Regions from separate parts of the Homo sapiens genome. Here regions 2 and 3 are each linked to region 1. Evidence: chromatin contacts called from ENCODE Hi-C or POLR2A ChIA-PET data. All regions are on one chromosome and are shown on one strand. Each heading gives the region's core, a stretch centred on a gene start or an enhancer-like site at or near the end of the contact. The rest is flanking DNA. Distances are from core to core; before and after follow the strand shown. Region 1 holds the start of TNK2 (tyrosine kinase non receptor 2). Region 2 holds the start of ATP13A3-DT (ATP13A3 divergent transcript). Region 3 holds the start of TMEM44-AS1 (TMEM44 antisense RNA 1).

What was found. A loop is a pair of places that touch in the nucleus more often than their neighbours do. ChIA-PET counts read pairs that join two places held with the same protein, here RNA polymerase II (POLR2A). Pooled maps may share reads with other maps.
Region 2: a map of CD8-positive, alpha-beta T cell shows a loop between it and region 1 (6-fold over the local background). The contact joins the promoter of ATP13A3-DT here to the promoter of TNK2 in region 1. A Hi-C loop is called at or near these places in 1 of 168 maps with a recorded cell type or tissue (CD8-positive, alpha-beta T cell), 11 of 37 single-sample maps with no recorded cell type and 10 of 50 pooled maps.
Region 3: a map of CD14-positive monocyte shows a loop between it and region 1 (7-fold over the local background). The contact joins the promoter of TMEM44-AS1 here to the promoter of TNK2 in region 1. A Hi-C loop is called at or near these places in 1 of 168 maps with a recorded cell type or tissue (CD14-positive monocyte) and 5 of 50 pooled maps. POLR2A ChIA-PET finds 5 or more read pairs at or near these places in 1 of 52 experiments (activated CD4-positive, alpha-beta T cell).

The regions. Positions count from the first base shown.
Region 1 is chr3:195,907,232-195,909,973 of GRCh38, forward strand. TNK2 (tyrosine kinase non receptor 2) reads right to left here and starts at 1,320. Exons shown (of 16, transcript NM_001382273.1): 1 at 1,254-1,320. TNK2-AS1 (TNK2 antisense RNA 1) reads left to right here and starts at 845. Exons shown (of 2, transcript NR_145450.1): 1 at 845-1,547; 2 at 2,634-2,742. RefSeq lists silencers at 1,534-1,783, 1,834-2,023, 2,074-2,723.
Region 2 is chr3:194,485,768-194,488,509 of GRCh38, forward strand. ATP13A3-DT (ATP13A3 divergent transcript) reads left to right here and starts at 1,373. Exons shown (of 2, transcript NR_033929.1): 1 at 1,373-1,405; 2 at 1,689-2,742. It overlaps ATP13A3 (ATPase 13A3), which reads right to left and starts at 1,235. Exons shown (of 34, transcript NM_001367549.1): 1 at 799-1,235; 2 at 27-68. RefSeq lists silencers at 475-534, 625-674, 705-1,364 and an enhancer at 2,035-2,254.
Region 3 is chr3:194,582,776-194,585,517 of GRCh38, forward strand. It overlaps TMEM44-AS1 (TMEM44 antisense RNA 1), which reads left to right and starts at 1,493. Exons shown (of 3, transcript NR_047575.1): 1 at 1,493-1,673. RefSeq lists enhancers at 759-1,424, 1,460-1,509 and a silencer at 1,010-1,269.

The DNA.
Region 1 (2,742 bases), core at 70-2,569:
CAGCAGCTGAACTTCCGGTGCATGAGTGTTTGGGTGGCAGCGCGACAGGCATGGGATGAAGCTGACAGGCGGGTTTGAGTTTGTCTGAGGAGCGGGCTAACCGGCTCCTCCAGCAGCTGCTACCTCCAGCACCACTCCCTCTGCCCCCAGAGGAGAGCACCCAGTCTGGTTCGGGACAGGGGTCTGGGTCCATCTGACTCACAGCCACACCTCGGGCTGGGGCAGAGGAGGGTCCTCTAGCTAAGGCCCTGGGCAAGCAGCAACCCTGCACCCATCCCCACCCAGGGGCAGGGGAAGCAAGCACCTGACAGTGCCAGGTAAGAGGCGAACAGCTCTAGGAGAGTAAGGCCCACAAGCAGCCCGCCAAGCCCCCTGGGGGCACGAGGCGGAATGAGTAGGTCTGGCACTCAGGCCACGAGGGAGTCAACAAGCCAAATACAGCCCCCACCCTTGGCCCCTACAAGCCCTACCTCTAGACTGGGCTGGGAGCTCCTGTCCTGACAGGTGCAGAGCCCATGATACCACAGCGGCCCATCTGCAAACCTCCCCAGGGTGGGGCCACAGAGGCAGCCCAGAGCCCTGGGGTGCAAGTGCACCCTCCTCTCCCGCCCCTCTAACGCTGGGTCGTCCCACCCAGAGACGAGAGGGCTCACCAGTTGCTCTCCCTCCTTCCGCCCACTAATCATCCTTGGCTCTGGGCCCTCAGGGTAAATCAGCTGTGACAGGACGGCGTGGCAGAAGCGGGCCAGGCTCGTGCCGTACCCAAGCCACTAGCTGTCACACTCATCTCAGCTCACGTGACCAACAGGGTTACAAGATAAGGTTCTGTTAATCCCACGCTGCCCTCTTCCCTTCTGTGGGACGTGTTTTGAGGACTTGTGTGTTGACTGCACCATGCAGAGCATATAGCATGGAGGCACCCCTACTGCCATCGGGGGGCAGGTGGAGGGGGGACCGTCCTGCAGCTCCTCCCTGGGGCTACCCCTCTCTTCCCTCTGCACAGACCTGGCAGCCACCCAGACGTCCCGCCTGCTGCCTAGACTCTAAGAAGATGCCCTATCACTCCAATTACCATACACAGTACTGGCGGGGGAGAGGTCCTGCCTTGCCGCTGAAAACTGCACTGCTTCCTCCCTCCAGGGATGAAAGGCCAAAAGAACGAGGGCAGTGTGGAGTCTACGCTCTCGCCAGGGACCTGCAGCCTCTCACTTCCAAGCACACCAACTCCAGCTAACAGGACTGGGCTTCCTTACCTGCCGCCTTCCGCTGCCTCCCCGCAGACACAGCTTCAGCGACGCCCAGGCTGAGACGGCAGAAGAGGTTCCCGCCGGCCGCGGCCTGCCCTCAGGCAGTGGCTCCCAGAGCTCAGCGGTTCCCCGCACTCTTCTGCGCCCGACTCCCCATGCCCCTACATCCTGCGTCCCCTTCAGCCCCGGAGGTACCGTGGGGCCCGGGCCTGCCAGTCACCACCTCCTCCTCCGCCGGCGCCTCCGGGTCCTGAGCCCCTCGCCGGGTCCCTCTCCCTCCTGGGGCTCCTTCCCGTTCAGGTAGGTTTCCTGGACAGCCCGCACCACCTGTCCCTCCTGCACCCCGGGCAGCCAATTCGCCTCTTGCACCCCCAGGCGCCCCTCCCCCGCAGGCCCCCGGGGCCCCACCGGCCGGGCCCTCCCCACCAGCTCGGGGCGGCTTCGGGGCGCCGGGGCCGCTCCCAGGACCACCGCCTCCCGCCCGACGCTCTCCCACTGCCGCTCCCCCAGTTCGCCGGAACTTTCCGGCCCCTCCCTGCGCTCGCGGGGGCCTTCCCCGGACTCGGACGCCGGTTCGGGCTGCTGCAGCAGCCTCCGCGGGCTCCCCTCCCCGCGCTCCTGCACCCCGGCCCGGGCCTCGCCGCGCTCCTGCACTGCGGGGCTGCCTCCGCCCTTCTCCTGGTGCTGCCCGCGGGGCCCCAGCCCCTCCTCCTGCGCCACAGGCCAGCCCGCCGAGCCCGTCCACCACGGCGGGCGCCCCCAGCCCGCGCCGTCCGGCGGCCCCCACACCACCCCCCGGCTGGGCTCGTGGCCGCGGCCGCCGCGCTCCTGCAGCCCCGGGCCCACCCCGCCCTCCTCCTGCACCGCCGGGCCCACCCCGCCCCGCTCCTCCACGCCGAGCTTCAGCCCGCGGAGCTGCTGCGGGCCCCAGCTGAGAACCCCTACGCGCTGCGGCTGCTGCTCCGGCAGCGCAGGGCTCAGCCCGCCGCGCTCCTCCTGCGCGACCCGCCGGGGGCCCCCGACCGGCTCGGCCCAGCGCACTCGCTTGCCCCCCAGAGGCCGCGCGCTCCCACCCCTCCAGATGGTGCTGCCCTCGGCGCCCGCTCACACCGCCCGCCCGCCCCGGCCCTCCCCTCCCGCCCCGGGCCGCCCCCGAGTCCCGCGCCCGCCTCCCCGCCCTCGCCTCCGGGCGTCAACGTCGGCCCGCCGGGCGCCCGCCCCGCGCCGGCCCCCGCAGGTGAGCGCCCGCCCGCCGTCCCTCCTGCCGAGCGCCCCGAGCCCGCCTGCGCCTGCGCCTGCGCCGCCCCGGGGTGGGGGGTGGGGGGGAGTCGGCCCGCCCTCTTAAAGGGCCCGGCCTCATCGCTCCTCCCCCGGCTCCTCCCCCAGCCTCCGGGGCCCTACCCCGCTCTCCCCGACTCCCCCGGGCCCGGCCTGCGCCTTCCTGCGGTGCCGAGGAGCGGTGGCGCCCTGGGTGAAGAAGTCCCGCCGAGTCGAG
Region 2 (2,742 bases), core at 123-2,622, 1.4 Mb before region 1:
CGGCTAATTATGTGAGTGATTCATACCTCCTATGTCCAAACACCAAGATTCAGGGATGTCTGTCAGATCTATGGGAAGAGGAAACAATAAACACCTGTCACAAAGCTTCTTCCACACCGGGAAGCCCCCAGCTGAGTTCCTGCCAATCCCAACCCGATTCCCTCCCCCTTCATCCCTACCCCTCACCTCCCCAAAAAAGCCAGAGGTCATACTTCCACCAGAACCTGACTCTGTGAAGGGAATGGAGAGACAGAAAGGCCATAGCGAGAGTGGCCACGAGAGCACTGCTAGGGCAAAGGGCCCTGGGTTTTTCTAGTCCTCACTGCCACAGAGTCCGAGTGGGAGGCCTCAGGCAAGTCAGAAGTCACTTTTCCTCCACGGGACTCACTCCTTTTATCTGTGAAATGCGGAGATGGCAAGCAGCTCCATACTCCACGGCTGAGGACGAGCTAGGGTCCCGCACAGACTCATCGAGGGCCCTGCCAGCACCCCTACGCCTCTGCCCACAGGACCTCCACCTCCCACAGGACTTTCCGAAAGCTCTGACTACCAACCACCAAGCGCCCGGCCCCCACGCTCGCCCCCGGCAGGCGGCGCGTCCCCCCCAGGCCTTCGCACCCACCGCGTGGGCTCCTGCCCTGGCCTCACCTGCCCCCGACACTCCCCGTCCCCGCGATGCCCAACTCCGGCCCGAGAAGGCTGGCCGCGACCTCGCCCGGTACCCGCCGCCCCGACACCACCATTCGCCTCCTCGACCTCCCCCGGCGCCGCTGCCCACCCGCCCCTCGCCCCGCTCACCGGGGCCGCTCACTGGCCGCCGCCGCGCCGCCTCCTCCGCGGCCTCCCTCGCGGCCGGACCAGCCCCAGGGACCGCGGGGGACCCGGCCGCCGCTGTCGCCGCCGCCGCCTCGCCTCAGCCCAGCCCCATCGCCCTCGGCCGGCGCCGCGCGCTGCGGCTCAGGGTGAGGGAAGGAGGCGCCGCGGCGGGGCCGGGCCGGCCCTGGGACGTCCGCGCTCTCCTCCTCCTCCGCGCCCGCGGCGGCGGCGTGCAGCCGGCAGGGCGAGAACAAGGGAGGGCGGCGGGAGGTGGGCAGGGGAGGGGGGCGGTCTGCACTCCGAAACGGCCCCCCCGCCGCCAGCGACGTAGAGAACCCCCCTCCCCTCCGCGGCGGCGCCCGATCACGCTGCGGGGAGAGCCGGCAGGCAGGCGGGGGAGCGCGCGCGGGCTCAGGACTCCCGCGCCGGATGTGAGGTCACGTGGTGGCTTCATCCCCGCGCGGAGGGCGGAGGGGCGCGGGCGACGTCAGGAGGCGGGGAAGGGGCGGGGAGGGGCGGGGCGATTTATAGGCCCCGCCCACCCATCGCCTTTGCCACCCTCGAACGGGCAAAAGAAAGAAAGAGGCAGGTAAGGGGAGGCGAGGCCGTCCAAAAACGCTGGGTGTCAGCCCGGGGTGGCTAATGGAGGGCGGCTTTTCTGGTGGGATGAAATGGAACGGCAAATCCCACTTCATCCCCTTTGGGCTATGACAACATCATAGTCCAATCTCCCATTTTATGAACAGGGAAACTGAGGCTCAGTGACTAGACAGACGTTGCCCAGAGTCATGGTCATGGAGGAAGCTTGTGCTAGAATGGTGGAGAGGAAACCAGAGCCCAGCTCCTAATGCAAGGCTCTTTCATTCCTTTAGCCACCCTCGCCCCCGCCAAAACAAACAGACAAAAAACTGTCATTCTCATATGACCACGGACTCTGCGCCCCGGCCGCAGGCGGAGGACAGGGAGGAGCGCACACGAGAAAGCTCCCACGCGCCCGCGCCTCGCCTCCGACGGGAAGGCGCCTCTTCCGACCGTCCTGGATGCAAATTAAATACTTCCCTCCGCAGAAGACTTATCTCGGGGTAGGGCCGCAGCCGGATTTCCAAATCGCGGGTTTGATTTTCGCTGCGTCCTCTCCGCGACGCGCGCAGGGAGCGCGCCCGGCCACCTGCAGCCTCTGGCTGCGGCCATCTTTCCGCCTGGGGCCACCTGGCCTGCGCCCTTTGTGCCCGGCCCGCTCCGTGACTGTTCTTCTTGCCGCTACTTACAGAACTCAGCCGCCTTAGCGTCTTAGAGAAGAGGACGGCATGCATGCGGACCCCGTCCACCACACCTGGAGAGCAGGGAGCCCTTAGTCCCTGGACACTTACCAGGGCCGCCACCCCTGGTCCACGCACGTGATGACATCTCACCAGGGGCAGCACACCGCCCGAGTCCGCGACACTGATAACACCTCCTGCGGGCAGGAGGGCGCCACAGCCACCCCTGGTCCCCTAGATTGTGTGAGGCTAGCATTTCTGCCCGCCTCTTGGCGTGGACAGCACGCTGGACCGAGATGGAACCACAGCTTTCTCTTCCCAATCCCTGGCCTCACCGTTTTGTTTCATACCTCACCGTTTGTTTCAAACCTCGTGGTGTTGAAATGATTAAATGAGATTAAGGGGTGTGTGGTAGTGTTGGGCAAACCACAAGAAAACGGTCTGGGTGGGGTCTGGCCCTAAAATCTTCCTCCCCCACCTCCCAGGCTTCCTTGCCTTGCTGCTTCCTCTCAGCCTTTAAACAGGTTGGCCTCTCCAAGTCCTAAAAACAAAATTATCAAGCCAACCTCCTCCTGAAGTGCTCCCTCCAACTAGCTTCCAAGTGTTTCATGCGGACCTCAAACAATGGTCTTCCCTGGCTGCCTCTGCTTCCTCATTTCTCAACACT
Region 3 (2,742 bases), core at 243-2,742, 1.3 Mb before region 1:
CGGATGCGAAGACGGTGACCATCCATTTCTCAATACGCCAGTGGCCCTGCCGTGCTACTGAGCCTCGTCAGCCTGTATAATGGAAGCTGAAGATGATGCAGCTCAGGAAAAGCAAGTATGATCTTAAGAACCCTGTAGCTGGAAAGCATGTTCCAAATCAAACCTAATGGAGACAACTACTAGAAGGTATAAAAGTTTTTTTTTTTTTTGAGACAGAATTTTGCTCCTGTTGCCTAGGCTGGAGTGCAGTGGCGCGGTCTCAGCTCACTGCAGCCTCTGCCTCGCCGGTTCAAACGATTCTCCTGCCTCAGCCTCCCAAGTAGCTGAGACTACAGGCGCCCACCACCACGCCCGGCTACTTTTTGTATTTTTGGTAGGGACGGGGTTTCACCATGTTGGCCAGACTGATCTCAAACTCCTGACCTCAGATGATCCGCCCGCCTCACCCTCCCAAAGTGTTGGGATTACAGGCGTGAGCCACCGCGCCCAGCCCAAAAGATTTTAAAAAGGAGTCTCTTGGAGGCAAAGGGACAGAACATTATTGTTTTTCATCATAAACCTTTTGGTGCAATCTGATTTTCTTTTTTTAAACCATGTACTTGCACTATTTTTATCTCAAAAAAGGTTTTTAATGCATTTAAAAACAAAGAAAAGAATGGTTTATAATACACCGTTAGGCTTCTGGGAGGTCTGAAACACACTATGAACCGTAAAATAACCTTGTAATTATCTCCTTAAAAACCGAGTGGGGTGGGCCAGGCGTGGTGGCTCACGCCTGTAATCCCAGCACTTTGGGAGGCCGAGGCGGGCGGATCACGAGGTCAGGAGTTCGAGACCAGCCTGACCAACATGGTGAAACTCCGTCTCCACTAAAAATACAAAAATTAGCCGGGCGTCGTGGCGCGCCCCTGTAGTCCCAGCTATTCAGTCGCAGAAGAATCGCTTGAATTCGGCAGGCGGAGGCTGCAGTCAGCAGAGACCGCGCCACTGCATTCCAGCCTGGGCGACAGAGACTCCGTCTCAAATAAACAAACCAAAACTGAACTACGGAGACGCCCTCGACAGTTCTTTCCCGGCTGCGTCGCCGCTGGCTGAGGTCAGAAACGCCGGCCTTCGGCTGCGGCGGCGGCTGCGGCGGCGGGGCGGGGCCGCGGGACTCTCGCTCCTCGCGGGAGGCGGTGGCTGCGGAGTGCGCACGCGCGGAACCGCAATTCCGTTCTTCCCGGAAGTGCCCTGCTGGTGCTGGGAGTAGGGCGCAAGATGTCGGCGGATGCAGCTCCGAGGAGGTAGGCAGTGGGAGCCGGCGTTCAGTCCGGCCCGTGCCAACAGTGGTTCCTCTCTCCCCCGTAGTTCGAGGAGACCACGCGCTGCCCCTCTGGCACGATCGTGGATGAACCCCCTGGCAACTGAAATGGGAAAGGCAGCGCCCCCGACTCTGGGGACTGGACCGAAGTCCACGGTAGTGACAGCTGCCAGACCCTGAGGAGAGGACGAGAAGACCCGAGGCCTCTGCTACGAACACTGGCAGCCGATGGAAAATTCAGACGGATTTGGGACAGTATGCAGAGTTCTCCAAGCGACAGATTAACAGAGGCTCTTGAAGAATAACTGCGTAATCACGTGTTCTGCTCAAAAGAAGGCCTGAATGCCCAGTGCCTTATTTGGCTTTCAGGGTTGGTGAAAGAAAAAGCAAAGTAGATGCTTTCTAATGCTAAGTCATTTAATGTAGCACCATTCCTTGAACTTCTTTCATCTCTAAGGTCGTCCCTTTCACCTGATGATGACCTTTGGGCCATCGTACAGGCATGTGTAAACTTGGAGATCTTCCTCAACATTGCACCATATCTTGGGTTCATTCAAGGCAGAGTCTCCTTGCAAAAGCATTCTAAAACAATGTAAAGTCGAAGAGAGTAGAGCAATACCTCCATAGTTGGAAAATGTGGAGGAGGCCAATTAAGGGACAGAAAAAGAAGTGCAGAGAATCTTGGAATTGTTGCAAAATTATTCTGGAGATATTTCTAAGTCTCCTCTATCCTTTTCCTTAGTGATTAATACAGGTTTTTATATTAAGTGGACAGTAAAATCCAAACAGAAAGAGGTATATGTCGTATAATGAAGCCTATGTTCAAAGTATATCTGAAATTTGTTTTTATAATGTCTTTCTTGAGAGCTTATAAAGATGTCAGTATTCTGTGGGAAACAAATTGGCACATGCATAAAAGAGAAAAAATGAAAAAAATCAGGCCCAACTTTCAGTTTACAGATGAGGAAACTGTGACATAGAAAAGGAAATGACAAAGATCACACTGAATCAGACCTGGGAACTGGAGCCCAGCCATGCTCCTTGGCCCAGTGCCTCTTCTTATTCTAGGAGCTCATACCCCTTTGAAAGAAACATAATATGAATGTGTCTTCAAATGATGCTCATAAATCTCTTCATCATACTGAGGGAGGGAGATAAGGGGATTAGTTCTTCAGGATCTAGACAGGCTTTCAAGAAAATCTTTAGCTGGGTGCGGTGGCTCATTCGTGTAATCCCAGCGCTTTGGGAGGCTGAGGCAGGTGGATCACCTGAGGTCAGGAGTTCCAGATCAGGCTGGCCAACAGCGTCTCTACTAAAAATACAAAAATTAGCCAGGCATGGTGGCGGGAGCCTGTAATCCCAGCTACTCGGGAGGCTGAGGCAGGAGAATCGCTTGAACCTGGGAGGCGGAGGTTGCAGTGAAGTGAGATCGTGCCATT